Regions from separate parts of the Homo sapiens genome. Here region 1 is linked to region 2. Evidence: read pairs that join two places in POLR2A ChIA-PET (ENCODE). Cell type or tissue: MCF 10A. All regions are shown on one strand. Links, peaks and the distances in the headings refer to the core of each region. The heading gives the core; the rest is flanking DNA.

Region 1 (15,454 bases), core at 5,900-10,899, 210 kb after region 2:
TAGGCTTCCTGAGGTACTGAGCAAGCTGGGGGCCTGTGGGCTTCTCACTGGAGCAGCAGAACCCTTACTCTTGGCCATTGGGTTGGCTCTAAAAGAAGAAAAAGGAAAAGGCTGTTTATTTATCCTTCTTAAATATTCTAATCATATAAATTTCCCTGCACCTTCCCAAAAGTGATGATTAAGAGGAGAGAATCCAGGAGTCAAACACTAATGGGGCTCTCTCTGCTTAAGAGGAAACTTGAGTAGCTCAAGAAGCATTTCTAGGAATCATTTGAAAGGAAGCTCTTTCAGAGCTCACTTTACTTTTTAGATGGCTTAGTACAGAATTGAGAATTCCTATTATAACCATAGATTGTTGTTTTCATTGTTTAGTCCTGGATAATTTTGGGATTACCAAAATTCACGAGAGGCCAGAATTCACGAGAGGATAGTATCAGTTAAGATGTCTTATGTACTAGATTATATTGTGGCTTTCATTGATTTCATTATTAACAGTCCCTAATTTTTTTTTTTACAGGATCTAGATATTGATCCAAAAGATGCAAATAAAGGCACACCTGAAGAAACTGGCAGCTACTTGGTATCAAAGGATCTTCCCAAGCATTGCCTCTATACCAGACTCAGTTCACTGCAAAAATTAAAGGTTACTACCTTTTCTGTTTATAGCTACTAATGGAAAACTTTATGAAACTGGAAACTTATTTTGGCATAGACCATAGATATGCTGCCTTATTATTAAAGTAGAGATAACCAGTCTACAGAAGGTCCTATCAGTGACCCTTTTTATATTCTGTTTCCGATGGTGACCAGAGGACTTTATGTGTGCTTACCCTCCAGAATGCTAAAAAATTAGTAACATTAGAGTATATTCTTTTTTCTTTTTTTAGAGACAGAGTCTTAACTCTGTCACCCAGGCTGGAGTGCAGTGGCATGAACATGACCTACTATAACCTCAAACTCCTCAGTGCATATGATCCTGCCACCTCAGCTTCCCAAGTATCTGAGTCTACAGGCACATGCCACTACACCCAGCTAATTTTTTAAAACTTTTTGTGGAGAAGGGATCTCACTATATTGCCCAGGCCAATCTCAAACTCCTGGCCTCAAGAATCCTCCCTTCTTGGTCTCCCAAAGCACTCGGAGTACAGGTGTGAGCTTCCACTCCCAGCTCCATATTCTACTTTTAAATATGTTCAGATTTTCAAGTAATCATTTCCTAGTTCTATGACTAGACATATAGCAAATTAGAATTTTTTTTCCATTTTTTTATTTCTAGTTGACTTACAAATGAGAAGCTAGTTCTGCACATTGAGTGTTCTAATGAAAGCTTTTAATTTGTTCACAACTACATGACCATAGAATGTATCAGCTAAAACTCAGGGAATGGAATGGGCATGATTGAGAATTACACACATAAACCTGTTGTCATCCTGTTCGGAGCTCATCTACTTAAAATCCTTTCTTCTCTTAAAAAGTTAGCCCATTATCTGATTCAGTTATATTTTCCACCTACGATTATGGATTACTATAATATTTTAAAAACAGCTTAAGCTTTTTTTATAAAACTGGTATAAAACCAGGTTTTTTTTTTTGTTTTGAGATGGTGTCTCTCTCTGTCGCCTAGGTTGGAATGCAGTGGCGCGATCTCAGCTCACTGCAACCTCCACCTCCCAGACTCAAGTGATTCTTGTGCCTCAGCCTCCCGAGTAGCCAGGACTACAGGCGCACACCACCATGCCCAGTTAATTTTTTGTATTTTTAGTAGAGACAGGTTTCACCACGTTGGCCAGACTGGTCTTGAACTCCTAACTTCAAGTGATCCATCTGCGTCATCCTCCCAAAGTGCTGGGATTATAGGCGTGAGCCACCACGCCGGGCCCAGATCATTTTTTAATTAAAAGTTAATACCCCATCTCTAATAATAGGGAAGGGTAAGTTTCCTAAGCTGCACTGCTTGGAAAATGTTTTCCCTGTTCATCTAGAGTGTAAGAAAGATCTCTTTGACTTTGACTACTAACAGTAGTAAGAACTAGAAATTCTAAATGGGTTGTAAGTATTGCATGAAGGAAAAGGAAGATAATGATAGCTGGCGTTTCTCAGTTTCAGGGAGATATAAAGGATGCCTTGAGGATTTGGAACCTGGGAAAGGAGAGTGAGTGGATTTTTGGGGGTGGGGGTGTGTATGTGTGAATATTTTCAGATTGATATATATTCACTGTTGATGCCAATAATAAACCAGATTTTTTTCCTTTTCAGGAACATCTAGTCTTCACAGTATGTTTATCATATCAGTACTCAGGATTGGAAGATACTGTAGAGGACAAGCAGGAAGTGAATGTTGGGAAACCTCTCATTGCTAAATTAGACATGCATCGAGGTTTGGGAAGGAAGACTTGCTTTCAAACTTGTCTTATGTCTAATGGTCCTTACCAGAGTTCTGCAGCCACCTCAGGAGGAGCAGGGCATTATCACTCATTGCAAGACCCATTCCATGGTGTTTACCATTCACATCCTGGTAATCCAAGTAATGTTACACCAGCAGATAGCTGTCATTGCAGCCGGACTCCAGATGCATTTATTTCAAGTTTCGCTCACCATGCTTCATGTCATTTTAGTAGAAGTAATGTGCCAGTAGAGACAACTGATGAAATACCATTTAGTTTCTCTGACAGGCTCAGAATTTCTGAAAAATGACCTCCTTGTTTTTGAAAGTTAGCATAATTTTAGATGCCTGTGAAATAGTACTGCACTTACATAAAGTGAGACATTGTGAAAAGGCAAATTTGTATATGTAGAGAAAGAATAGTAGTAACTGTTTCATAGCAAACTTCAGGACTTTGAGATGTTGAAATTACATTATTTAATTACAGACTTCCTCTTTCTAAGATTTTGTGAATTGGTTGAATAGTTCTATACAAATGAAGTATGGAGGTGTGTATGTTTATATGTATATAACAAAATATTTTCATTGTGACCACTCTGAAGTAAGAGCAATGGGAATGGCATTATTGTAGAATAAGTCATTGTATTTTTAACACCAGAAAGAACCTTGCCGATCACCAGGCATAACCTAATTTTATCCATGGAAGAAACACAGAAAGGCATCTAAGTTAGAGCTGGCACCAGAACTGAGACCTCCAGAAATCTATTCCAGTATTTTTTCCACTACACAACTGCCTTCCTGACAGGTTCTGAGATAAGTGTTATGTTTGTAGATAGAGTGAAATATATTTATATATATATAAATATATACAGATACATATCTGTGTATTATCTCAAGGAATGTACAAACTTTAGTTTTTGATTATAAGGACTTCACTGCAAGTTTTAGTTAAGAGGTTTGTATATAAATCTGTTATAGAACAGGCTGAAATTTCTTGTTCATAAGATTATGAAACCACATGAGAAGTGATAAAATGTTTGTTAAAGCTAGATAGAGGTTAAGAATCAAGATATAATGGATAATTTTCATAGCTGCCTATCAGAATTTCCCAAATATTTAGCATCTTCCTTGATAATATGTATTTTCTTCTTGAATTTCACTGGCCTAATGAGATAATACTCTTATCTTTGGCTCTACCTAAAAGTTGGTTAAAAATGCAATTGGCATTAACAAGGAAAAATACTGAATTAGTAATTTTAAAAGTCTCACAAAGAAAATCCCAGGCCTAGATGGCTGCATTGTTGAATTCTGCCAAACATTAAAATTAGCACTAATTTTTTGCACACTGTTTCTAAAAGTAGGAGAGGAAAGAACACTTCCCAACTTACTCTAGGTCAGTATTACCCTGATACTAGACTAGACATCACAAGAAAACTATAAGCCAATATTCCTTATTAATACAAACACAAAAATCATTAACAAAAATATTAGCAAACTGAATCCAGCAACCTATAAAAAGGATTCTATATCATGACCAAGTGGAATTTATCCCAGGAATTCAAGGTTGGTTCAACATCTAAAAATCAAATAAGCTAATATACAGTCAGTTCTCATTATTCACAGTAATTATGTTCTACAGAATATTCTCCCATAAACACTGAATTAAATATGGAACAACTGCTTTTAGGAGAAAGTGTATTTGTGTATATGTGTGTATACATATGTTTATCTCACACACATTATGAGCTTGAATTCTTAATTCATCCTAGCAAATTCTACCTTATTTTACAGAAGTGAAAGTGAGGTATCAGAAGTGTTAAGTGACATGCCTGAGGCACCCCCCTAACAGGTGTCAGAGCTGAAATTCAAACCCCATCCAGCTGGCCCCGGAGCCAGAGCTTCTTGTACTACACAGAATTGCCCCTGCCATTTCCACCCTCCAGTCATTTCTCTATGAGACTGAAGCAGGAAGGCAGAGCATCATCTTGTTCAGCCTCAGCTGGGAACATGTGTACTGGGTGACTCAAATTTTTCACCCATTTACACATATCCACAAATGACTGCAAAAGTGCCACGGATATCAATTTGAGGGTTATAAATTTTAGCAAGTTGGTAAATTCACAAATACATAACCTTGAATAATGAGGATCAACTGTACCATATTTAATAAAGCACAAAACCCACACAGATTGTCTTATTACAGCATTTGATAAAATCCAAAACTCTTTCATAAAAACACTCAACAAACTTAGGAATAAAAGGAATCTTCCTAGATATGATAAATATAACATCTATGAAAAGCCCACACCTAACATTATACTTCATGGTGATAGACTGAAGGCTGAATGTTTTCCCCTTAAGATTGGGAAGAAGGACAAGGATGTTCACTCGGCACTACTTCTATTCAGCATTGTACTTGAAGTTCTAGCCACAGCAGTTAGGTTAGGAATTCAAGGTTTGTTCAACATCTAAAAATCAAATAAGCTAATAAAGAAAAGAGGTTTATACTGCAAAAGAAGTGAAACTATATGTATTCACAGTTGATACATAGTTGTATATAGAAAATGCTAAAGAATCCATAAAAAGTAATAAATGAGTTCAACAGGTTGCAGGATACAAGATCAGTTTTATTTCTCTACTAACAGCAAACATTCTGAAAATGAGAATAAAGAAATCCTATATACAGTAGCATCAAGAATAAAACTCCAACACGTTTAAAGAAATTAAGATCCAGATAAATGGAAAGACATCCATGTTCATGGATTGGAAGACTGAATATTGGTAAGATGGCAATGCTGCCCAAATTAGTCTACATATTCAACAATTCCTATCAAAATCCTAGCTGTATTTTTTGCAGAAATTGACAAACTGGTAAAATTGGTAGGGAAACGCAGGGGACCCAGAATAGCCAAAAAACCTTGGAAAAGAACAAAGTTGGAAGACGTACCAATTTCAAAAAGTGCTACCAAGCTACAATAAGACAGTGTAGGCATATGGATAGACATATCGATCAGAGGAATGGAACTGAACATCCAGAAATAAACCCATACATTTCTGGTCAACTTGTTTTCAACAAGGATGCCAATACCATCAATAGAGAAGGAGTGGTCTTTTCAACAAACGGTGCTGGGACAACTAACTGGTAGCTACGTGCACAGCAAAAGGATCCCTACCTTCCTACCACATTACAAATTCTAACTCAAAATGGATCATAGACCTCAATATAAGAGTTTAAACTCTTAGAAGAAAACAGAAGTAAATCTTTGTGATGTTGGGCTTAGGAATGGTTTCTTAGACATAATACCAAAAGCACAAGCAACAAAGGCAAACAGTAGATAAATGGGACTTCATCAAAATTAACTTTAGCGCCTTAAAGGACACCATTAAGAAAGTGAAGTTAACCCTCAGAATGGGAGAAAAATTTTTGAAAAATCATGTATCTGATAAAAAAACAAACAAACATGCAGGTGCTCAGCTGTGGTTACCACCGAGCAGCACTGTCCAGTGAACTTGCTGTGATGATGGGATGCTTGGTATCCGCACTCCCAGTGTGATAGCCTTTAGCCTCATGGGGTTGTTGAGCAGTTGAAATAATAGCTAGTGTGAGGAACTGAACATAAAATTTTAGTTTTAGGATGGGTGTGGTGGCTCACGCCTATAATCTCAGCACTTTGGGAGGCCAATGAAGGCGGATCACTTGAGCCCAGGAGTTCAAGACCAGCTTGACCAAGATGGCAAAACCCTGTCTCTATTAAAAATACAAAAAAATTAGCTGGGCATGGTGGCACACACCTGTAATCCCAGCTACTAGGGAGGCTGAGGCAGGAGAATCGTACTTCCCCTTTATACTCTTCTGTATATTTGATTTTTTTTTTTTTAAGACAGAGTCCTGGCTCTGTCGCCCAGGCTGGAGTGCAGCGACATAGTCTCAGCTCACTGCAGCATCCGTGGAGGCTGAAACAGGAGAATCGCATGAATTTTTTAAAAAATCTAAACATGTAATTTTAAAACGGGCTTAAGAAGAATGATAACAGTTTTGGTCTTCTTTTTTATCAACCATGCTTTTATTTTACTTGAATCTCGTGCCAATTGCTTTGTAATATTAAAGTAGGATTTACACAAGTGGAATTTAGAAAAGATGATAATCTATCAAATCTGTCAATACCAATTAGAATGTAATAAAGAAATTAGGATAGTGGAGGTTTGAGCAAGTAAAGGCTCACCCAAATTCAAAGCCAATACTTGATGCTGAGAGGGGATATTTTCTGGAAGGTAATTTTTAAAAATTAAAGTCACAATTATAAATTGTATATTTCCTAATAAAAGAAATCTCAACTCATGGGACAATTTGAATTTAAAACACTATTGTTCCTCATTCAGTGATGAACAAGTCAAAACGTTTCAGAAAAGAAAGCCTTTAAAGAAGAATCCTGGCACAGAAAAGGTCCATTTAGACATTGCCTTCTTCCCCCATCTCTAATGCCTCTTTTCAAATCTCTGACTTGCACATGAAGTAACAGTGAGGTGTCCTGTGCAGCAGTCGCAATTTTTTGACTTGTCAAATTGAAGAAATTCAATTATGTAGCCAGAGCTTAGATCACTGACATGTATACTGGCATAAGCTTTTTTTTGTTTGTTTTTAATTTTATTAGAAGTGGGATCTCATTTTGTTGCCCATGCTGGTCTCAAACACCTGTCTTCAAGTGATCCTCCTGCCTCAGCAGCATCAGTTTAATATCTAGATAAAATCTGATGTATGTAATTTTACTTTTAAGGGTTTTTTTCCAAACAGACGTCCTGACAATGTTGTTTCCTATTCCTTGAACATTCACCTGACGCTTATATACTGTCATTACTTTTATCTGTCAACTGATGTCAGCTACTCAATTTACACATTACTTTTGTGCATTTCATCCTGTTTCTCAGTTTGACATTGTCATTCAAATTCAGAGTTTGACACTGAAACCCTGGGCATGGTGGCTCACACCTGTAATCCCAGCACTTCGGGAGACTGCGGTAAGCAGATCATTTGAACCCAGGAGTTTGAGACTAGCCTTGGCAACATGGTGAAACCCCATCTCTACCAAAAAAAAAAAAAAAAAAAAAGCAAAAACAAAAATTAACTGGGCATAGTTGCACACACCTGTAGTCCCAGCTACTCAGGAGGCTGAAGTGGGACGATCGCTTGAGCCCAGAAGGCAGAGGTTACGGTGAGTAGAGATTGTGCCACTGCACTCCAGCCTGGACGACAGGGCAAGACGCTGTCTCAAAAATAAAATATTAGTAAAGAAGAGTACAATCAGAATATGAAAATGTGTAAATGTGCATATTCTCTTTTTTTCTAATTTGGTAGCATTAAAAATACTTAAGCATCAAAGTTTGGCTTTATGAAGAAGGAGTCTGAGACACCTCAGGTTTCAGCCCTTACTAATAGCGTGGCTCAAAGAGCGTTAACTTGCCTGTGCTTCTGTTTCCTTATCTGTAAAATGGGGATGATGCTGTAACATCAAAGAGCTTATAATACTTTCCAGAGCTGGCAGTACTAAATAAGACCATTCCTCTAAAGTGCCAGCATTTTGAAAAGCATCAACCCATCAACCTTGTGCTTTAAATCTGGCATTCTTAAAGCTATACCTGTAGGCAGTATAGAGTGTTTTTTTTTATTTGTTTTTTTGTTGTTGTCTTTTGAGTCTCACTCTGTCTCCCAGGCTGTAGTGCAGTGGCACGTCTTGGTTCGCCGCAACCTCCGCCTCCCAGGTTCAAGCGATTCTCGTGCCTCAGCCCCCCGCATAGCTGGCATTACAGGCACACACCACCACGCCCAGCTAATTTTTGTAGTTTTAGTAGTATCTACTAAAATAAACAGGGTTTCACCATGTTGGCCAGGCTGGTCTCAAACTCCTGACCTCAAGTGATCTGCCTGCCTCGGCCTCCCAAAGTGCTGGGATTACAGGCGTGAGTCACCATGCCCGGCCGGCAGTGTATATCTTCTAAAGTTGCAATTTTTGTTCACTCCAGAATCACTTTTCAAAAAGCATGCAGATTTAATGCCACCAGTTTGTGTTATGTATCTATCCCGCAAAACAGCTCTAAAGGTGATTTACTAAAAGATTAACAGCATTTATCTCTGGTGGGATAATTTTTCTTTGCTTGTTTACCTGTGTCTTGCAGATTTTACACAGTGAACAATGACTGTATAATTTTAAAATACAGATATGCACAATTGTGTAATGTAAATATGCTCAGCTTCAATACATTTAAGAACACATTTTTAACTTTTCGTAAGGAGTCTTCAGTTTAAAAGTACAGTGTCATTACAGAGTGCTTATTCTGTTACAAAATTAGTAAAGCTGATTCTGCCTCTAAATCTGAAGTAATTCCCACTTTTTTTCATGCTTGAGTTTAGTTGATAAATAGCATTTTAGATACTAAAAATGATTGGATGAGTATTTCTACATTAATAAGTTGCTAATTAGGCACCAGGGTAGCAGATAGAATGCCTTTCTGTGTGCTAGGTTTAAACATTTTACACACAGTCTTATTTAAAACAGCCTTGCAGTTTATAGATGAACTGATTGTTAGGCTAACCAGAGGTGTTACTATACCCTCCAGGATAACCCAGCTAGTAAGGGCAGAGCCAGGATGATTCAGACCCAGACCAGAGCCGGGTGTTTTGTCCACAGTACTGCTGCTGCTTATACCGTAACGGGAAAAGTACACAACAGTGTCTTAATATTTCATTCTTCCATGAAAAACACTTTTAAAATATTGAAACATTATAGGAGCAGAAGTACATCTCTAAATATACTTTTAGGTCACATTGAAAACATTTCCAAAGGATTTGACCTGAAGTTAATGTTGCTACATTATGCTCAATACAGCAGGCTGTTCTGCTAGGGAAATTGTTAATATTTTAAAAATATTTTCCTAAGCTTTAGCTTTACCACTTCCAAGTCTGTACAGACTGGTTATTTCTACATTACAAAGACAGTGACTCCCTCAAAGGCTGACAGTTTTTATAGTCTGTGTTTATAACATACACATCTATTCTTGCCAGATGTGGGTTCCTACATTGCCATCTAACCTCAGCATCCTTTATGTTATGCTCCAACTTGGGTAAGCGGCTTTGTTTCCTTCCCAATCTCCTGGTCAGACAGTTGACCTCACATCTTTGTCTAGTGGTTTTCAAACGTCAGAGTAGCCCCTTGTTGGAGCGGCAGCCTTGGGGTTCCCCACTGTTTTCCACATTGCCTTTCCAAGTAAGCTTTGGTCTGCGTTAAACCCCGCTGTTTGCTTTGATATTCTCCCCCCACACAGCCGTACCCCACACCAGCTGGGCGCCTTTGGGAGACCGCAGCCCTTAGAAAAGGGGAAGAAAAGCCTCCTGACTGCACAGTGAGGGCTGGAGGCGTCTGGCCTGGAGGGAGTCCAGGCCACTGGACTCCACACTGTCAGCCAGTGTGAGCTGCTGGTGACAGGGAAAGGCCATGTGAGCAGGTCCTGACCTGCAGTTCGGGCCCCTGGAGCAAACAGCACCAAACTTGGCCCCCAGATCAGCTTTGTCATTCAAGATGTGGCTTGCTAGCAGGTGTTATTAACAAGGCGAAGCACCATGTGGTATCTTCCCATTGGAATCAGTTGTTATTGCTAACTAGGTATTAAGTGTCTGAAAACCTGATTTTGTACTTTGGCATCACCTGGCCCAGTTATAGCTTTGTGGGGGATACAGTTTCAAGGTGTGCAGTGGCACTCTCACCTGCAAGGGAGAAGTGTGCTTGTTGGGGGAAGGTCAGATAGGGGGTACACAGGGCTGGCATGCTAAGACACGCTCTTCCTGGAAGTATACGTGCAGAAAGCCACATCATAGTCCAAGGCTTTATGAGCACAAAAGGAACACGGGGTGGGGCGGGGAGGGGATCGTCTAGATGAACCTGATGGTTAATGACAGCAGGCTAAGATGAGCCAAATGTCCCTCTCATTGGCCAGCCTTGCCAGTGAGGCTGAATGCTTCCAAGCTAAGAGTCTCTCTGTCCTGGACAGCACTTACAGGACCCTGCCAATGTCTGCTGCCCGAGGTGCTTTCTGACAGTTTGCTGTAGCTACAATAATCCATTTACTCAGCTCGCAGACTTGCCTTGGAGCCATTCTAGCTGTGTAAGCTGACTTCACACCCAGGCCTGACCCACGATGTGACTCGCAAAATTACCTTTTCCGGCATTTTCGTGTCCTGGCCCCTTGTTAGCAGCACGTGACCAACACTGGCCACCAAGGCCCAAGCTAGACTGGCCAACAGAGAGTGGAGGGCTGAGGGCTGAGGAGACCACAACCATTATTAGATAGGATTGATTCTGCCTGTAGACTGAAAAGAACATCACCAAATGATGTCGAGAAGGAGGATAAGGAAGACCATTCCATGATGCTCTGCTCGGCCGAGCTACCCTGGAGGCAGGCCCCTGCTGAGGAGAGGCAGGAGAAGGGATGTCTTCAGGTGAGCCAATGGGAGCAGCTGGCTTTCAAAATGCCACTTAAAAGGGAGGCTGGCTATTGGCCTACACTGCACAGAAGCTTCCTGACCAGATGCCACAGGGCCTGGGGTCACCAGTAAGCCTAGAGCTGAGACTCCCTGAGCCCATCTCCAAATACATAATCCGAGTGGGGCTGTGAGAGGACAGTGGGGCAGTGCGGGACCTACTCCTGGAGGACTCACCCGCTCCCCAAAGGGTATGTGATCCATGCCCCAGGCCAGTGCTGCTGGCTGAATGTGAGGAAGCTTGGACTCCATTCCTCAGGAGCCCAGGCACTTCAGCAGGAAGGCTGGGGACCTCTGGGGCCAGCACTAGGGGCAGAGCAACAGACGAGACTAGAGGGCAGAGGGCACGTGGGAGCTAAGCCTGGGGAGATGGACACCAATGCTCAGGTGAGCGGCCCTAGCTGGCAGCACTTTGTGTGTTTCGGCACGCATCGTTGCTGGGAGGAGTAAGCACTGGCCGTGCAACTCCACCAGGGGAGGATGATGGAGGGGGTGCCTGGTCTCTCCTGGCCTCTGTGCACGTGGCTCTTCCCTTGCTGATTGGAGTCAATGCCTTTCACTGTGATAAACCATAACCATGAGTGTTATGGCTTCTCTGAGTTCTGAGTTGTTCTCGTGAATTAATGAACCTGATCTTCCAGTGGAATGGGGTGGGCGGGAACCAGATTGGCTCGTGATGGCCTGTGATGTCCTAGAATAGCCAGGTCACAGGTGGGACTTCTCATTCAGGGAAGGTGATGAGCCCACAAAGCTGGGTCCAACCCAAAGGCTTCAGGGGCAAGTCTGCCACCCCAGCCAGCATTGGGTTTCTCCAAGTCCCTCTCCTTTCGGGGCTGTGTTATTTACCAATTCCTAAAGGGGACCTCAGAGACTAGCTCACAGGCCATCTCTCTCACTGCATCCTCCCTGGTCCCCTCAACAGGAAGCCACCTAGAGACAGAGAACAGTGCTTTCTGTGTGCATTTCACCCAAAAACGCACACAGAACGGAGACTAAACCATGTGTTGGCATGAATGACTCCTGACAATGACCCCGGATTGCACCAGCCAGACTGGGCTCATCACCTTCCCTGAATGAGAAGGCCCACCTCTGACCTGGCTACTCTAGGACATCACAGGCCATCATGAGCCAATCTGGTTCCCGCCCACCCCATTCCACTGGAAGATCAGGTTCATTAATTCACGAGAACAACTCAGAACTTAGAGAAGCCATAACACTCATGGTTATGGTTTATCACAGTGAAAGGCATAAACTCCAATCAGCAAGGGAAGAGCCACGTGCACAGAGGCCAGGAGAGACCAGGCACCCCCTCCATCATCCTCCCCTGGTGGAGTTGCACGGCCAGTGCTTACTCCTCCCAGCAACGATGCGTGCCGAAACACACAAAGTGCTGCCAGCTAGGGCCGCTCACCTGAGCATTGGTGTCCAAGGTTTCTACTAGGGGCTGGTCACCCAGACATGGCTGGCCGCCCAGTTGGCTGATCCTGGTTTCCAGCCCCTGCAGAGGTCAAGCTGATACCACTTGGTCCAAGGGCCCCCCATAGGTCACATTGTTAGCAGAGACTATCTGGTGGGGCCCAAGGCCCCCAGGTAAATAAACGCACTCTTATCAGGGAGGCAATTCCAAGGGCTTAGAGGTTGCCTCCTGGGAGCTGGGGATAAGGGCCAAACCTCTCCTTGTTGAAGGTTAATCATGACTGCACCCCAGGACACTTGAGTTTCTCTCACTCTGGAGTATCATGCCTGCTGTTGACTGCCTGGAATGCCTTCCTCACTTTGTCAGAGGCATTTGAACCAGAGTGACTCCATCTTGAATAGGGGCTGCATTCAGGAGGTTAGGCCTTCTCAGTCACAGGATGAGATAGGAGGTTGGCAGGACTGGCATCACAAGATACAGGTCACAAAGACCATGCCAATAAAACAGGATGCAGTAAAGAGGCCAGCCAAAACCCACCAAGACCAAGATGGTGATGAAAGTCACCTCTGATCATCCTCACTGCTACTTATTTGCTAATTATAATGCATTAGTATGCTAAAAGGCACTCCCACCAGCATCATGACAGTTTACAGATGCCATGCGATGTCCAGAAGTTACCCTATGTAGTCTAAAAAGGGGAGGGACCCTCAGTTCCAGGAAATCACTTTCCCAGAAAACTCATGAACAACCCCCCCCGGTTTTGCATATGATCAATAAGTAACCATGAATATACTCCGTCCAGCAGCCCATGCCACACCTCTGCCTATGGAGTAACTACTCTCATTCCTTTACTTTCTTAATAAACTCCTTTGATAAACTTTATGGACTCACCCTGAATTCTTTTGTGCACAAGATCCAAGAACACTCTCTTGGGGTCTGGATCAAGACCTCCTTCCAGTAAAAACTTTGCCAGGCTCACCCCTCTTCTTTCTTCAAATTGTACCTTAAGTGACACATCCTTCAGAAAAACTTACTGCTCAGCCTCCAAATTGGATAAAATTCCCCTTTGCACATTCCCAGGGAGCCTCGGCTTGCCCCATCAGGGGCCCTATCCCTCAGCACTGCACCACCTCTCCTTGTCCTCCTTTCCAGCATCAGGCAGACTCTGCAGGGCACGCCCAAGAGCTGGAGCTTAAGCTCTCTCCTTGGAGTCCCAGTCTCTTTCCCACTACACTCATCTCAGCAGACGACCACTCAGCTCACTCCATGGAGACACAGAGGCCATAGGAGCCCACGCCCCGTTCCCGTCCCCAGCCTCCATGCTCTCTCGTTCCCACCCCACTCTGCGCCCCCACCAAGCTCAGAGTTCCAGATACTTCTCCAGGGCTGAGCTTCACATGAGATCCCATCTCCTCTGTCAGCCTCTGGGTTTTTACCCATCTGTTGCCAAATTCACCCAGGATGCCAAATTCATAGAAGCACTCCCTAAGGACCTGCCCCTGCTCGCTCATCCGTGGGGCTCACATTGTCCTCCCTTTCTGATATATACAGCCTCTCCCTGGACACTGGCTTCTTGACCAGAGGCTACAACATCACCCCACAAGGCATTTCTCAATCCCGGGTGCCCTCTTCAACTCTCCCTCATTCTCTCCCACACTACTCAATAACACCACCTACACCCACATCTCCATTCCTTCACATCCTGTTCATGCCTCAGTCTCCCAATCCAACCTCAATTATGAGATGAATGAAAAATGGAGAATGCTTTTTTTTGAGATGGAGTCTCGCTCTGTTGCGAGGCTGGAGTGCAGTGGCATGATCTCAGCTCACTGCAACCTCCACCTTCCAGGTTCAAGCGACTCTCCTGCCTCAGCCTCCCAAGTAGCTGGGATTACAGGCGTGCGCCACCATGCCCAGCTAATTTTTGTATTTTTAGTAGAGACGGGGTTTCACCACATTGGCCAGGCTGATCTCAAACTCCTGGGTTCAGGTGATCCACCTGCCTTGGCCTCCCAAAGTGCTGGGATTACAGGCATGAGCCACCATGCCCGGCTGAAGAATGCCTTTTTGTTTGTTCAGTGTATGGCGGCTACAATCTACTTTGAGATACTTCAGACCTTTTTAAAGAATGAATTCCTGGCTGGGCGCAGTGGCTCATGCCTGTAATCCCAGCACTTTGGGAGGCCAAGGCGGGTGGATCACCTGATGCCAGGGGTTCGAGACCAGCCTGGCCAATGTGGTGAAACCCCATCTCTACTAAAAATACAAAAATTAGCTAGGCATGATGACAGGTGCCTGTAATCCCAGCTACTTGGGAGGCTGAAGCAGGAGAATCACTTGAACCTGGGAGGCGGAGGTTGCAGTGAGCTGAGATCACGCCATTGCACTCCAGTCTGGGTGACAGAGTGAGACTGTCTCCCAAAAAAAAAAAAAAAAAAAGAATGACTGATGAAACCTTAGTGAGGGAGGCACACGTGCATCCTAACCTAAGCAGGCGGTCCAGGGAGAGGGCACTGGCTCTCGCTTCAGCCAACCTTGCGAAGCCAACCTGAGATTCCCCATCCCTGGAAAAATGCTTCCTTTAAGATCTCCCAGATCATCTTTACATGGCTGTGCTGTCAATGAGCATTTTTGAATGTTCTCATTTGCTTTCAGAATTCTTCCTGGGCATTATCTGATCCCCTCAGATCTCACAGATGCCACATGCCCAAAAAACCTTGCTGCCGTTTATTTCTTCCTGAGGTGGAGTCTTCCCTTCAGTGGAAACAGCCCACCGTTGCTGCCACCCCTTCTGCTGGGACACCCTGGGGACTCGATGTCAACACTGCAAATCCCTAGAATTTACTGCAGTTCTTTTTGCTATGGGGAAGAGATGGGGTGAGCAGAAGTGCAAAAAGATGCCTTCTTGCCACCTAGTTTCTAGTCACTGCCTTCCTCTCCCAAATGATGCCTCCACTCATCCACTCTAAAGTCCCAATTCCTCAGCTTTCAGGCAGAGAGCCCACTACTACACCACTGTAAGTTGTGACTGACTAGCCCTCCCAGGAACATTGGAAAATTTTGAGGGAGAGAAAGAAAAAAGGAAGAGAAGGAATGAGACAGAAATCTCTCCTAGAAACAGCCA
Region 2 (15,454 bases), core at 4,814-9,813:
TTTTTCGCACAGCCCAGGGTGCCCTTTTGACATGGATCCTGCAGTAATTTAGGGGCTTTCTCTAACTCACGTTCTCCTGAAATAAATGCCAAGGTCTTCGCTGAGGAGCTAGATGAGCTTGGGGGTTTGGTTTCCCCAATTTGAAGCACCTCTATTTTAGGTTCCTCCATTTTGTGGCTTATCAAAAAGTCTGTGACATTTCCTTCAGGAGATGAAGTACAAGGGAACCTGGTAAGATCAGGAGAAGAGGGCAAAGGTTTCCCACGCTCATTCTCAATAGTTCCCCTTTTCTGTGAAACAGGAAACACATACTGACGCTTTCTGGGCTCAACTATGTCATTTTCAGGGACGTCATGAATTTGGCCTGTGGAGTTGTGCGTGTCAACCCCAAGAGAAGCGTGAGTCATTATTGGAAGACAACTAGAAAGAGGTGAAGTGGGGGAAATCAATTCTGCTTTGTCCTTTTTGCTTTGCTCAGCCTCCCCTAAGCTCCCATCACTGCTTTCTTGTATTTGGCCTATGCTACATCCACTTGGAATTCTTTCACCGCCTTCGCTGGGTTGCAGGACTTGCCAAATGGCAGTTTTTGCCTCCTCAGGTTGAATTTGTTCAGCCTCCTGCTTCATACTGCCTTCTTGGCTTCTGCTGATTCTATTTTCACTCAGAATGGTTCCCTGGAGACATGGAACTTGCAAAATGGCCGGCTGGATTTCCGCTTCGTGGCCCATGTTTCCGTCATTTGATTGACCCCCTTCTCTGGCGCCCTGTGGTGTGGTTTCAGAGGGCTCTGGTTTTCCAGCCCTGGTGTACTCTATCACACTTATCTCATCAATGGGATCTACAGAGGACTCTAGGATTTTAGGGCAGGTCAGAAACTTTTTAAAGAAGGCAGTGTGATCCATCTTGAGTTGTTTTTCCTCCTGGTCTTGACTCACATTGTTAACATTTTCCTTCCCTCCAGTTTCAGAAGCCGCTGACAGTGAATCTGTGACAGATAACTCCTTTTCATCTACAGGGTCCACGGATGACTCCAGGAGTCTGGGTTGGCTGAAACCCCGGGAAGAAAGACTTCTCCAATGTACACTGATGGTGGGCTCTTCGCCTTTATGGCTTTCTCTGCTATCAGCAAGGGCTGACTCAGCATCCTCTGGACTGTGAGCCAATGCTGCTATTTCAGAGGGGGCCAATTCAGGCACAACAGCATCTGCCTTTAGACTATCAGGTACAGCCCAGACCTTGTCAGGAATTATGAGACCACCGTCTGATGCCTTGCTCTCAGAATTTGTCAGTTGTCGTGGTGGCCAGATTTCAGAAGCGGAAGCCTCTAGAGTTATAATCTTCAGCTTGTTGCCTGCCTCCCAATTTCCAGGTCTATATTCTTTAGACTCTTCCAAAAGGATATCAGAGAGAGATGGAACGTTGCTCAGAGCCTGACTGTCTTCTTCCCCAGCAGTTTCAGCCACCACGGAGACCCTCGTCCCCCAACCTGAGCGCTGCCCTGCTCCTTCCCTAGAGCTTGCGGGTGAGTGGGCCGTGGGCACCAAGTTTCTTTCCTCTTGTGCAGCAGATGTCGTAGGCAAACTTTGTTGGAAATCAGGTGCAGAAAGAGAACCCTGCTGGGACAGGCTCTGCTGCTGGACCCCCTGCTTTGTTTCACTTCCTCTTTCTTGGAAATTCTCTTCATAGCTCCTAAAGTCTGCTCTGTCCACAGTCTGGCTCTTATCTCCAGACAGGTTATCAACCTGAAGAGGGGAATTACTGCAGAAACCCTCTCCCTCTGGGAGCTGCAGGACATGGTGTGGGACTCCTGGCACACTGGGTGCCCTGCAAAGTAGCTCTTTTGTAGATTTGATGGTAGCACCACTTAAAATATGATCCAACTGCACTTGGGAAGGAAATTGGGAAACCTTTTCATGGGATGCACGAGGGAACCTCTCCTCAGTGCCACCTGCATGCTTGTCCTCAGGAATTGACACAGCAAGGTATTTGGCTGGGTGGACTTCGGTGGCAATGGTAACAGTTGATGTGTCCTCAGTCTCCCTGGTCGCTTGAAAGCACTCATTATTAGCAGTTAATGTTGTTGGCTTCTCCCAAGGAAAACTCACAATTGAACTATAACTGGCTGGTGTGGCTGTGGTGTCTGCGGCACTAGGACTGGGGCTCTTGTCACCTCCTTCTTTAAATTGCACTAAAGGATTGTTCTCAGAAGAAAGGAGCTGTGTTTCATCAAGCCCTCCTGAGTTGCTGGGGCTTGGCTGCTCCTGGCCAGCATGTACTGTGGAGGCCAGTGGGTAGGTGGAATTCTCCACCTTGGCTAGATTTTCTCCTGTGGCACCTTCACTAGCTGTGTGTGAAATGTTCAAGGTGAAAGTACTGGTAAAAAGAGGGGACATGACTGAGTTGCCGTCCTTGCTGCTTTTGCACGTAGACACTGAAGTCTCAGACACTTGTGTCTGAAAAAAGACTTCCAGTGTCTTGTCATTAGAAGAACATAAATCAGATACTTTGTTTTGACCTTCTGCCAGTTCCGTATCTACAGAGCAAATTTCTTGAGGCGAATATTTATCAACTGGTCTCCCAACAAGAGAATCTATGGTATCAAAACACGTTCCTTGGTCACCAGCCTCAAAACACTCCATTGCACACACTGCTTCTCTGTCCCTTGGCTCATCACACACATTTTCCAGGGTGAGGGCAGTATCTGTGGGTTCAGGGGAAGCAACAGAGACAGCCACAGGCTCCCTGAAGTCAGCACGAGCATCCTTGGGGAGATGCCTTGAGAACACACCTGGGGACATAGTCTCATCATTGGCTTCTGAGATGCTCTGCTCATATTTTAGGTCTTCCCTGAAATTGTCAGGTATGTTGCCATCTCTGTCTTGTTTTTCTTCATGCTGTGGACCACAGGTACAGGGTTTGACCTCCGAGTGTTGAGCTAATGATGCATTTTCCTTGTGGACCCCTCCTAAGTTTGAGAAGGAAATTGTTGTGGTCCCAGTGAATGGGGACTCCTCCCCAGCAGGCTCTGAGAAAGCTGGCATCTGGCTGCAAGAGATTGTCTCTCTGACTGTTTCCTGAACTTGTACCTAGGAAGATGAAAAGTGATATTAGTAGAATTGTTCATGGGAGAGCCCACAATAGGGCATAACTGCAATCCCAAGAGTGTTAATCCTCAATGACCGTAATAATGGACAAGAATGATTGAAATCTAAACATTAATCCCCCAACTCCCTCTAGCTATTAGAGATTTCCTAGAAAACTGCAAATTTAAGCAACTCTGTGTTCCAGGGGGCCCTTTGTCAAATTCATCATTATAAGCAAAAAGCCTCCTGACAACCATCATTTATTTAATGATTTCTTTCTCTCTTAGGAAATAGATGGAAATAAATCGAATGTTAACTGTTTTGATCAAGTAAGTCACAACAAGAGCTGTGCGCATCTTTCCAGAAAGATGAATCTCACATGATCATAATAAATGAAATAAACAGTACTTGCAAAACAGCAATAAGCAATCTTTGTCCCCAAAATATAACAGCTTGCTGGTTAATAATTGCTATGGTTTGGATATTTGCCCCCTCCAAACCTCATGTTGAAATTTGATCCTCAGGGTTGAAGGTGGGGCCTAATGGGAAGTGTTTGGGTTATGGGGGTGGATCTCTTACGAATAGATTTATGCCATCCCTCAGGGGTGGGGGGAATGAGTGAGTTCTCAATCTATTACTTCCTCGTTGTTAAAAAGAGTCTGGCACCATCCCCACCCCCACCCTGCTTCCTCTCTGTCCATACTATCTCTGAAAATGCCAGCTCCCCTCTGCCTCCCATCGTGAGTTGGAAGCAGACTGAGGCCCTCACCAGATGCAGATGCCTAATGTTGAACTTTCTAGCCACCAGAATCATGAACCAAATAGGCCTCATTTCTTGATAAACTACCCAATCTCAGGTATTCTGTTATAGCAACATGAAGTGCACTAAGATAACAATGTTACTAAAAAACAGAGAGAAGGCTGCCTTTGAACCCACCTCTAATGAATAAATGGACTTATGATTGGCCACCAGCACTGCCAATCATTTCTTTCCTAGAGAAGCTTATAAACATCCCAGAATGTATCCCAGACTTTAAAATAGATGCCCAGTGGCAGGCAGACCACCTCTACAGGAAATAGAAGATTCAGGACTGCTTAGGTTTTTGAGAAAAGGGGAGAGGGGGAGGGAGGGAGGAAGAGAGGAAGGCAGAGAAAAAGAAACCTCACATTCTGAGGATTGAGCCTTTCATGGTACTATATGAACGTTCCATGATATTGGATATTGTTCAAGGAAGCAGCAAACTCTTTGACTAAATCCTTGTCTCATGAAACTTTTAGCTCATTGATTATTTCAAAACAAAGAAAACTTATGTCCAGCCAAGGAGAAGAAAATTACTTCTAATTTCTGAAGCAACTCAGTCTTTGCTCCCAGGACTCCTGCCTTGGACAGCCACATTCAGATGTGCAGGGAACAGATGACTGGCCTTGGCGGGATGGGGTTCAGGGGTGGGGATGAAGTCTGTCTCCCAGCGTATGACAAAACAGAGCTGAAATGTTCATGGGCATATTATGGCTCCAATGTCATGAGATTGATTCTCATAAATCATACATGACAGTCAGTCTTACTACCTTGTGGTCAATCCCTGTATGTACTGCCCGTGGGAAGCAGGACAACAGCATAATCACACCTCTTTCCACACTTCCCCCAGGCTGCTTACAGCCTGTCAGTCATGCATCTCTCATTTTCTCTTTTAAAGCTACTTTGAGGTTCATTTAACTCATATTTGATGGGCATAAAAATGCTAACTAAACAAGAAAGAAATTTAATATAAACTCCATGAGGGCTAGGACTACTTAATCTTTTCAACAAATATTTAGTGAATGCCTCCAAAGTACTAGGGAGTGTTTTAGATAATGGGGATACAAGACAGGCAAATGCTCATCTACAAGGAGCTCCCATTCTGTGTTCTAGTGAAGGCCTGTTATAGCGATTAGCATGCGGTAGATGCTTACTAAGTGTTTGTTGAGAGAATGAATAAATGAATGAACCATGTACCAGTTGAGACAGCTGTAGCCAACTTCACCCATTAAAGCTCTACACTTGAAAGGGTTTGAACTTTCATCTGCTCCTGACTTTGCAACAACCCCATTTTAAAAGAGACTTTGAACCCTAAGCACTACTGGTTATCCTGGTGTTCCCGGAAAGAAAAGTATATTTATTCCCTTTCTATATCCCTTTTTCTTCTTTATTAAAAAGAAGAAATATCATTTCTGGGAAATAAGGGATAAGGTATTTTTTTAAAAGAGTTTGATGTGCATATGCTTTCCTCTCTATACCTCAATATCTGTAACACATGTAAAGAGTACTTTTCTGGTTTGGTATTTTGGTTCAGCCTTTTAAGAATATGCTATAGCACAAATAGACTGAGTCATTAAGCACAGAAAACATGGGGAACTTCCTGGTCATTATGTGAAATGTATAGAGAGACTGCCCCATCAAAAGCACCACCACCCCTCTCTCCGGCCTTTCTATCCTGCCTGCATTTCCACTACCTATGTCAGTCCCTTATTTTAAGGTCCTGGTATTATCACAGTATCATCAGTGTCAACAGACATTTATGGAGTAGCTGTCATGTGCAGAATTCTCTGTCAGGCACTGGGCAATTTTTTCCAAAGGGCTTCAGTTAAAAAGTTACTATGATATTTACTGGGATGGTACCTTTATTCTTCCGTGATTGATTACTATTACATCAGCAAAGTAATAAGCGGGTACCTAGAAGAGACTGACCTCTGAAGAGAATTAAACACAGGACAAGTTTTCATTAGGATGAGCTTGGTCACTGGAATAGATCATCATAGTATCATGCCGTGATTTACAAAATAATCATATTCCATTGAGATTTATTTGCACCTTTCCTCTTGTATTAGTCAGTTCTTGCACTGCTATAAATACCTGAGACTGGGTAATTTATAAATGAAAGAGGTGTAATTGGCTCACGGTTCCACCGGCTATACAGGAAGTATGGTGGCAACTGCTTCTGGAGAGGCCTCAGGGAACTTTACTCATGGCAGATGGCAAAGCTGAAGCCCACATCTTGCCCGACAGGAGCAGGACCAAGAGCGAGCAAGGGGGAGGTGCCGCACACTTTTAAACAACCAGATCTCACAAGAACTCACTCATTGTCACGAGACCAGTACCAGGAGATGGCGCTAAGCCATTCATGAGGAACCACCCGCATCATCCAATCACCTCCCACTGGGCCCCACCTCCAACATTGGGGATTACATCTCAGTGCAAGATTTGGTAGAGACACAGATCCAAACCATATCGCCCCTCTTACTTTTAAATTAAAATTCTACTTCAAAATACCCTAGTGAATCTCCACATGTAAAAAAATTGGTTGAATCCTTGACCGTGTAAATTCATACATTTGACACACATTTAGTGACCATCTACTTTATACCAGGCACTGTTCTAGGCAGCTGGGAAACATCAATGAACATAACAGAGATTGCTGGCCTGTGGAAGTTACGTTGAAGCAACAAACCGTACAACTGGCCCGCTGCTGATAAGCAATTCCATAAATTTGATTTTAACCAATGGGGTTTTTTTTGAAGTGAAGCCTTTAACAGCCCAGTTCATATTTGTACTTGCTTACGGCATCAGTTTCAAGAGCAGGCTCCTCGGTTCTCATCCAGAGGCCAGCTCACAGAGAAAGGGAAACCACAGACTCACACCTTCCCAATGAGTCAGACCTTTCTTTTAGGAGGAGATTTCTTAGTTAAGTCATTACAAAAGAATGCTAGCAAATGATTCTTCTGCTGTGCACCTATTCTCAGCATAGAATGAGTGCTGAAACTTCGAGTGAGTGCTGACACAATTTCCTTATGTAGGGAAATTGTACTCATTCAAGTGAAAAAAGGAGTGTTTGGGGCTCTAGGAGTAAGCCCAACATAGTGTGTGGTGCGTGGACTTGGAGGACTAGCAACCAGCGTTTGTAGCCCAGCTTAATTGGATATAGCATGCATGACCACGGGTAACCTCTTTAGCTTCTCTGACCCTCTGTCTCCTCCTCTAAGACTAACCACATGCATGTCTGCACCATCTTGTCAAGTGCCTGACATATTGCCTGGTGCCCAGAAGGCACTCACTCACTGATACTAATTTTCCTTCTTCTCTGTGAAAAAACAGCAGTAGCTCAGGAAAAGAGGAAGTTGGGGAGCTCTGACAGGCAGAGCCTTGAGCTATGAGCTTTATGAGGGTTTTCTCATCTGATCCGTAAAATAAATCTGAGAAAAAGATGTTATCATCTCTTCTTTACTGATGAGATGAATAGCCTAGGTCCAATCATAGAAACCACACAGTAGGTTATATAAGAGAAGTTCAATATAAAGAACTATTGACTGTGATAGAAGAGTGCTATAAGGTATAAGGAAACTGTCTATAGTACTCTAGGTAAGGGAAAGTACCAAGGAAGGACAAAGTTGGAAGAGGTTTAGACCTACTTGGAGAAGGTGTGGTTAGGCCACCAGATAGCACAGAAGTTCACTGGTGCATCCAGACCAGAGCTGGCCTGGAATTGCCGAGAAAAGCAATAGACCTCCCTTCCAAGTGCAGGCCAGGAGTAGGTGGTCAGCATGCAGTGGCGTGGGTGTGCAGGGGAGTCTGGGCATGGGTGGTCACAGGGGCTGAAGCCTTCAGAGCTTGTGGGCTACATGTGGTGTGGGTCAGGAGTTTGCAGAGTGCTAGTTTGAATGTCCACTCAAAACTCATATTGAAACTTAATCCCCAGTGTGGCAATACTGATGGGTGGGGCCTTTAAGAGGCGATTGAATCATGGGAGCTCTGCCCTCATAGAGGGATTAATCCATTTATGGATTAATGAATTAATGGGCTGAAGGATTGATACGTTATCAAGGGAGGGGACCTGGAGGCTTCATAAGAAGAGGAACAGAGACCTGAGGTGGCATAGAGCGTGCTTAGCCCCCTCGCCATGTGATGCCCTGCTCTGCCTTGGGACTCTGCAGAGAGTCCCCAGCAGCAATAAGGCCTGCACAAGATGCAGGCCCTCTGCCTGGGACTTCTCAGTCTCCAGAGCTGTAAGAAATACATTTCTTTTCTTTATAAATTTCCCAGTTTCAGGTATTTTGTTACAAGTAAAGAAAACGGACTAAGTCACAGAGGGAACAAGTGCTCTGTGCACCAGACCTCAGGCGGCTATGTGTAGACCACACAGGAGCTTGTGGAGGCAGTCTGTGCGTTGATACAGGCAGGAGGCTTTAAGAGCTGGGGGCCATGCGGGGCTCTGGGTTCCAAAGAGAGAGGGCAGCAGAAAGGGTATCACTACACTAAGGCTACAAGGTTGCAGATGACCACGTTCTGGGGCCCATGGCTGAGGCAGGATGACCACAGGCTCTCCAACTCCACCAATGCTGAAATGACAGGAATTCTCTTCCTCCTGCAGTGTCCTTCCAGTGCCTTCTGCTGAGAAAGCGTAATACTGTGCTTACTTTAAAGAAGAATAATGGAATTTCGTTAGTACAGGGCACATATTAAAGGGTGAATTCAGAGCTGAGAGGAATGAATTAAAAACCGACACATGAGGTCAATGATGTTTGGGGATGAGAAGTCTCCCCAGGGTCCCACAGTCAAAGGCAGAGCCAGGATTTAAAGCCAAGTCTGTGAGGCTACAGAGCCCTTTCCAACCCAGCATTTCTAATCAGGTAAGTTGGAATAAACCTCACCTCACCAAGGGCTGGGAACTTCCCCTAATTTAAGTCCAGAACTTCTAAGCTCCTGAAACACTTTGGATATGAAACTGCAAATGTCCTTCTTAGGTGCAACATGGCCATCTCTCAATTTCTCTACTTCCCTACAAGGTCTAAGGGTAGGGACTCAGTTATTCATTTCTGAGTCTCCAGAGCCTAGCACATAGGGACTCAAATAATTTTGCTGAATGAATAAGCAGATGAATGAATACAGGAGGGGAAAGGGTAAACCAAATTTAGTAATGTTTCCAAGCCTCTTTTTGAAAGCAGCATTAAGCTTGGAAACTTAACGCTTGAATAGCATTTTTCAATTGAAACCCCATTCAACATGCCTCTGATTCCACAAACATATTATTTTCACTTATTGGCCTTTCCAAAGTTCTGCCTCCTAGGAATGTCTGCCATGGATTTAATGGAAAGGTGTGTTTCCTCTTTGTGCACCCCAGGATGTTCAAGGTTATGCTTTTCATCATTAATGAGTGTCTTTCATGCCAGCCAAGTGCATGACACTAATTTGAGTCACTAACAATAGAAGGTTGTATGAGATAAGATCCCTCTCCTCAAATAGCTTATAATCCAGTTGAAGAGACAAGATGTACATGGAAAACAAGATGTACATAGATAACAATTCTTGACAAGTTGTGCTAATAGCCAAGTGGATGAAACTTAACTAACAACGCTGCTCCAGGACAGAGTGTGGAAGGTCACCACTGTATCATCCTCTTCCATTTCAACGATAAAATTCCTGCAGTGCAGAAATCAGAGGTTGTAATCTTACGTCATATGTTTCAATTCTAAGATACTTCTTGAACATTTCCATGCAGTCTAAGGGACTTCTCTACTGATTGGAATGGGCAGATGTGGTAGATACTGTTGGCTGACTAATTCAACAGTACCGCCAATCCCCTTGTCTCTTGCTACCTCCAACTAAGAAGGCTGGAAAACCACACACTCTCCCAGCCTCTTACATAGCTAGATGGGGCAAAGGGGTCAGTCTGCCTAATGAGATGTTCAAGGAATCCCACCAAGGGACTTCTGGGGAAGCTTTGCTTTCCTTGTGTAAGGTATAGACATGGTGGGTACCTTGCCTATCCCCTCCTTCTTCCTTCAATCAGGATGTAATGCCTGGTGCTGCAGCTCTCATCTTCCAGTCCTGGGGCATGAAAATGAAAAGCCAGCACACTATGACTGGTGCAGCAGAAAGAGAGAAGGAAGTTGGAGATTTGCAGTCATCGTCGAGCTACTGGAATGACACACAGACTTTCACTAGCCCCAGACTTCTTGTGAACTACAAAAAAAAAAAAACACACACACACACACACACTATTAGCTAGCTGACTATTCTGTTAACTGCAGCTTCTCAGCAGCCTAATGGATAGAAGAGAAAAATATATGGCTGAGGGAAGAAGGGGAAGCCAGGTGAGGGTCACCTTGGAACCCTCTGGAGGCTCTGGGCAGCTCCTGGTAGGGATTAGCTGGAAGGGGACAGTGTCCCGTAGAGCAAGGGGTGTGGTCCCTGGAAGGGAGCTCAAGGTGCTGGTCAAAATGCCAAGGGATCAAAGGGCCTTAGGCAAGGTGAACTTGAAGTAGAGTGGGGGAGGGAGAATGGGAAATATGAGAAGATTGATTGTCAAAGGAGAGAGGCCACAGTTCTAAAGCCAATCAGAAGCCCCGGGGCCAGGAGGGCCAAGCCACTCGGTCCCTAGCTTCAACTGGTCAGTCTTCCGTGTGCCAACATGCCCTACCATGCATAATTTTCATTCTCCAACTTCTTTTTTTTTCAAAGTTCTTTTAGTGTTCTTTCCTTCTTATCTGGATGAGGTAAGTAGAAATAGCACTGTGTCCTTCAACAGTTGTCTACACATCATCAATTTTCCCTTGTGGTTCCAGGAAACTTTAAATGAGACCTTCCCCTCTCTCCAGCCATTCTGGGCTGTTGTAGCCTCCCCCACGGATAACCTTTCCTAAATATCTGCTGAGCTGTCACAACAGGCAGAGCGTCATTCGGCCATTTGTCATTCGATAGATCAAATCCATACCACCTGGGGCTGCAAAACTGAAAATAGATAGCCCGGTCCCCAGCCAAAGAAAGCTTAAAGGCAAGCTAGAATATTTCAGGAACTTGAGTTTATTTTTAGGAGTTGCCTGATTGCCCAGAAAGAAGCTTCTCTTGAAGGCTTTGAATATTAGGATAACACGTAATAGACTGGAGGACTGTAACTTCCTTGATATTCATCTAAAACCTCCAGTCCTGAAACAGATCCTAAACACCCCTATATCTGACCAGCTCTTCTTCATTCCATTCCCTCCTAAGGGACAAGAAATCCTCAGCCAACTGGTGTTACAATTCTGTCTTCATTTCTTGAGAGTCATAGAGTTTGTAAAATACTGATTTGATCTTTTGCTGGGAGAGGCCTGGGTTTCCATGGTTCACACCCTTCCTAGGAGCTCTGTGAGTTCAGTGGGAGTCTTTGCCTGGTGACATGGTACGAGTGGAAGGGCACTAGAGCATGAGCCATGAGCATATGAATTTATTGTACATCTCAGGTGAGGTGAGCTAAGTAGTAACGCTACTATTAGTAGTAATAATTGCTAATCCCTACAGCCTTTTTAACACACGGCAGGCACTGTTCTAACTGCTTTACTTACATTAATGCAGTTAATGTTGGTAAAATGGCATAGAAATTTATGACTTGAGGATTTTGGGTTGTACATTGCAAACGAAGGGATATACCAACTATTCCAACACAGGCGGGGACCATGTAATGGCAAACTCATGTGAAATGGGTCACAAAAACGGCTGTCTTCTTTTCCTGCATGCATCTGTGTTTTCCTGCATAGATGATGGGAGATTTCTGGGAAATGAGAGAGACAGAGTGAGCCATAATTTCCATAAAGTGCAACTGTATGCAAACATAAGAAAAGATGGTGCTATGAAGCCCCATGATTTCTCTTGAATTCCACTAGGCATTTCTGAATAGTCTCTGGGGGGTTTTTTGGTTTTGTTTTGTCTTTTTGCTTTTTTATTTGCTGTGTCTTAAAAAGACACAGGAGATGAGAGAAAAATGGAGTAGGGTGATGGAAAAATGATTTGAGTCTCAGAAAACTGGGGTTTGGTCTTGGATCTGCTACTATACAGGAAGTGGCTGTAGAGAAGTCACCAGGTCTCTCAGAGTCTTTCTTCCACAGTAAAGTAAGAGTTAGATAACACCTCTTGCTTCCCAACAGCTTTGGTGTTCTGTGACCTGCTGCCAAGTAAATGGGGCCTAAGCTTCACCCCTCATTTGCAATCAGAGGTTCCGTGGACTCCTATGGCTTCTAGATCTAATCTTCTCTATTAACAATGAGAATTGTTAGGGAAAAGGATACAGCATGTCACCATGTCACCATAGGTAGACCGATTGAAGATTGAGCCAGTGGGACCCCAGAGAGGGGCAGGAAAGAGACAGTGGGCTGGAGAACGGCTCACCATGAACATGCACTCTCTGGATTCCAAGTTCCTCTGCCTCCCTGGTCTCTTTCCTTCTCCCTCCTCTAGGCATTAAGTGCCTTGTGTCTTTGGTAGACTGCACTGTGTTGGCGTATAGACCCTATGGTTCATCCTGCAGAGTCCTAGAGGCTTACAGACCTAGTCCAAGCCAGTGAAAATCATCACAGCCACAGAATGCAACACCAGTGGCCTAAGCCTCCAACCTTGTTAGCCCTTTGTAAGATACAGGCTGCTTTGAAGAGCCAAGAAAAGTTATGGCTTCTTCCCAGAAAGTCTTGTTTTACCCACACAATGTTGCACATAATTTCCGGGGGGTTTCAGACCCCCTTGGGCCTATGGATATCCTGTTAAGGGCTCGTTGAGCCTCAGAATGAATCCCTGCTGTATGTAGACCATGAGCCTGGGGTGAGTGGGATGGTATTGTTTACGTCCCACAAACTGAAACTTTCCTGCAGATTTCAGACAAAATGATAAGGGGAAAAAATTAATTCTTAGTCAGGTTCTAGGAGAGTATTTTCAAATCAATATCTCTCTTTATAGTTTTTAGAATTTGTGAGTAAAAGCAAAACCAAGGTAGTAGCAATTACCACACTGCAATGACAATAATACATTACATAAAGCAAGTTCTTGTAAACTTTAGAAGCAGGAAATACTTGTCACGATTACTACACTAGTACTTTGCCTCTTCAGTGTGGGCTTCAAAGTGTACAGCAGTGATGGTATTCGGCTATTGGAAAATCTGAATATAAACATAAATATTAAGCCAGTCACCTGCCTCAGATGCTCATACCAAAAAATGGCGAGAAAATGCAGGTTTGGGGATTGAGGATTCTTTATATCCTATATCTCTTCTCTAGTAAGTCAGCAGGATAGTGATAGGACCTCGGGTTTGGTTTCCTGTGTTTTGTTTTTTTTTTTTCTTTGAGATGGAGTCTCACTATGTTGTCCATATCACAGTGGTGCGATCTCGGCTTATAGCAACATCTGCCATCCAGGTTCAAGTGATTCTCCTGCCTCAGCCTCCCAAGTAGCTGGACTTACAAGCGAGTGCCACCATGGCCAGCTAATTTTTGTATTTTTAGTAGAGATGGGGTTTTGCCCTGTTAGCCAGGCAGGTCTTGAACTTCTGACTTCAAGTGATCCACCCACCTCGGCCTCCCAAAGTGCTGGGATTACAGGCGTGAGTCACCGCGCCCAGCCAGGCTTGGTTTCTTGATTGGCAGAAAATAACCCCTCTGGCAGTACAATCACAGGTGACGCAGCAGGCAACAACGATTACCTGCTAAGACTGAGAGACAGCTTCATTCCAAAAAAGAGACAAAATTTCCTGGGATATTGAGATCGCTGAGAGGGACAACAACATTAATGTTGTTCTACTTGGTGCAATGAGCATGGTAAATGCTCAGAAATTATGTCAAATGAGTGAACATCTATCCAGTCTGATCTTTGTCCAACATCCCTTTGCCAACATATGTAGGAAGGTTTTGCCTCTTCAGTCTGGTTCTCTTCTCATGTCAGATCTCAGCATCTCTCTGTTGAGACATTGATCTCCTACCTGAAAATTGCTCCAGGCTCCTGCGTTTTGGTTAATATGTAGCTTCTACTAAACTAAATCTCTTATTCATCACTAATAGTTTGGTGCCTGGTTTGTTGGGGTCTTTTTTAGATCTAAACCGAAGCTTTATGTTCTCTTTTGAGTAGAGAGAGAGAAGCATCTTTTGTTTTAACCACAAATAATTGAGGTTTCAAGTATGTACCACTTAGAAGACATCAGCATAACTGTACCGACTATAGCCAGGCACCATGCACTGAAAGTGAGGATGTCCAGTTTACCCTGGGCACAGAGCTATAAATTGCAAGGTACAACAGCAGGGTTGCATTTAAAGATGAGGGAAATCAAAGGTAAGATGTGAACTGAGGAGGACTATGGTGCAGATTACACCAGAAATTCAGGGGCCCCTTTGGATGGATCCATCGAAACAAACTTTCCCCTTGTAGATGGAAGGAAAAATAACAATTCACAGAAAAGTTTCTGGGAAGCTGAAGTTGGTAGGGAAATGCCTGGAGAACCAAGGAGGAGGAAACATCTGGAATTCAATGTTGTGATTTGAGCTAGGAAGGCAAAATATACACTGAGCTGATATTTGTGCATATGGTGGCTTGAAAATTCACACACCTTACTTCTCAGGTGCCTGAGTAAATGCAATCCCTTTATTTTGTCTCTGAAACCGATCCTGTCTTCCTCATGGGCCCCCAATCAGGGATGTGGGAGATGAGTGGAAAATAACAAAATTTTCTTTCTGATTAAGCCTATTCTGGTCCAATCCCTTGGGCAGTCCTCTAGGGAATGCTCACTTTCTAGTACTGCTGGCCCCACCCTCTGGAAGACAGTGTCTGAGCTGCCCTGCATGGGTAGGTGGAAGGGTGGCTAGTTCCTGTGTCCTGAAAGGGAAGCAGGCAAAGCTCTCCTGTCCTCTCAGTTTCCCTTAGCTTGCTCCACCACAATCCCGGCATTGCAAAACGTGGAGTCAGGACCTACGTGCCCCTCTCACCCTGACTCTGTCTCCGTCACCTTCCTCCTCCCAGTAGCTCTGAGCAGGGAAGGCTGTGTCCACTTGTCCACACCCTCACACCTGTTTGCTTTCAGATTGTGCAGAGATAAGATTCTCTGATCTAAGAAGAAAGGAACATAGAAAACTCTCTCAACAAAGCCAGACTGTAAGGTTATTGTCCTGCTTAAACAAATACAAAACCTATTTATTTTCATCTGTTTGCTTTCCACAGCACAACCCTTATCTATGCCTCTCTCACAGTACAACCCACATTCTGGTGTCTATGACATACAACCTCCTTCCCCTCCTCCATCACGTACAACCCCATCCCCATCTCCATCACGTAAAACCCTATCCCTGCCTTCATCATGAACAACCCCATCTCTGTCTCTATCACATACAACCCCATCCCCATCTCCATCACCTACAACCCCATCCCATTTCCATCATATATGACTCTACCCCCATCTATATCATATACAACCCCATCCCCATCTCCATCATATATGACTCTACCCCCATCTATATCATATACAACCCCATCCCCATCTCCATCACCTACAATCCCATCCCCATCTCTATCATATATGACTCTACCCTCATCTATATCAGATACAACC

Evidence for each region. ChIA-PET counts read pairs that join two places held together with the same protein. Peaks named below come from ENCODE experiments on the same cell type or tissue, not always from the same donor. Only the 100,000 strongest peaks of a DNase experiment are listed, where the experiment ranks them.
Region 1: POLR2A ChIA-PET joins it to region 2 with 6 read pairs; 6 of 35 experiments call an interaction of 5 or more read pairs at or near these places.

Annotation. Positions count from the first base shown.
Region 1 is chr18:58,745,149-58,760,602 of GRCh38, forward strand. MALT1 (MALT1 paracaspase) reads left to right here. Exons shown (of 17, transcript NM_006785.4): 16 at 518-643; 17 at 2,257-9,329. The coding sequence ends at 2,694. All of the region lies in intron 1 of LOC105372146 (a long non-coding RNA gene), which reads right to left. Among named protein-coding and RNA genes, the nearest start is that of LINC01926, 61 kb to the right of the region's middle. In MCF 10A, for the core only: no CTCF peak of the experiment used is centred there; no DNase peak of the experiment used is centred there.
Region 2 is chr18:58,535,139-58,550,592 of GRCh38, forward strand. ALPK2 (alpha kinase 2) reads right to left here. Exons shown (of 13, transcript NM_052947.4): 5 at 1-3,086. Among named protein-coding and RNA genes, the nearest start is that of ALPK2-AS1, 14 kb to the right of the region's middle. RefSeq lists enhancers at 1-61, 162-211, 204-1,403, 322-541, 6,021-6,100 and 3 more. In MCF 10A, for the core only: a CTCF peak has its summit at 6,217 (motif pointing right); DNase peaks (open chromatin) are centred at 6,243 and 6,743.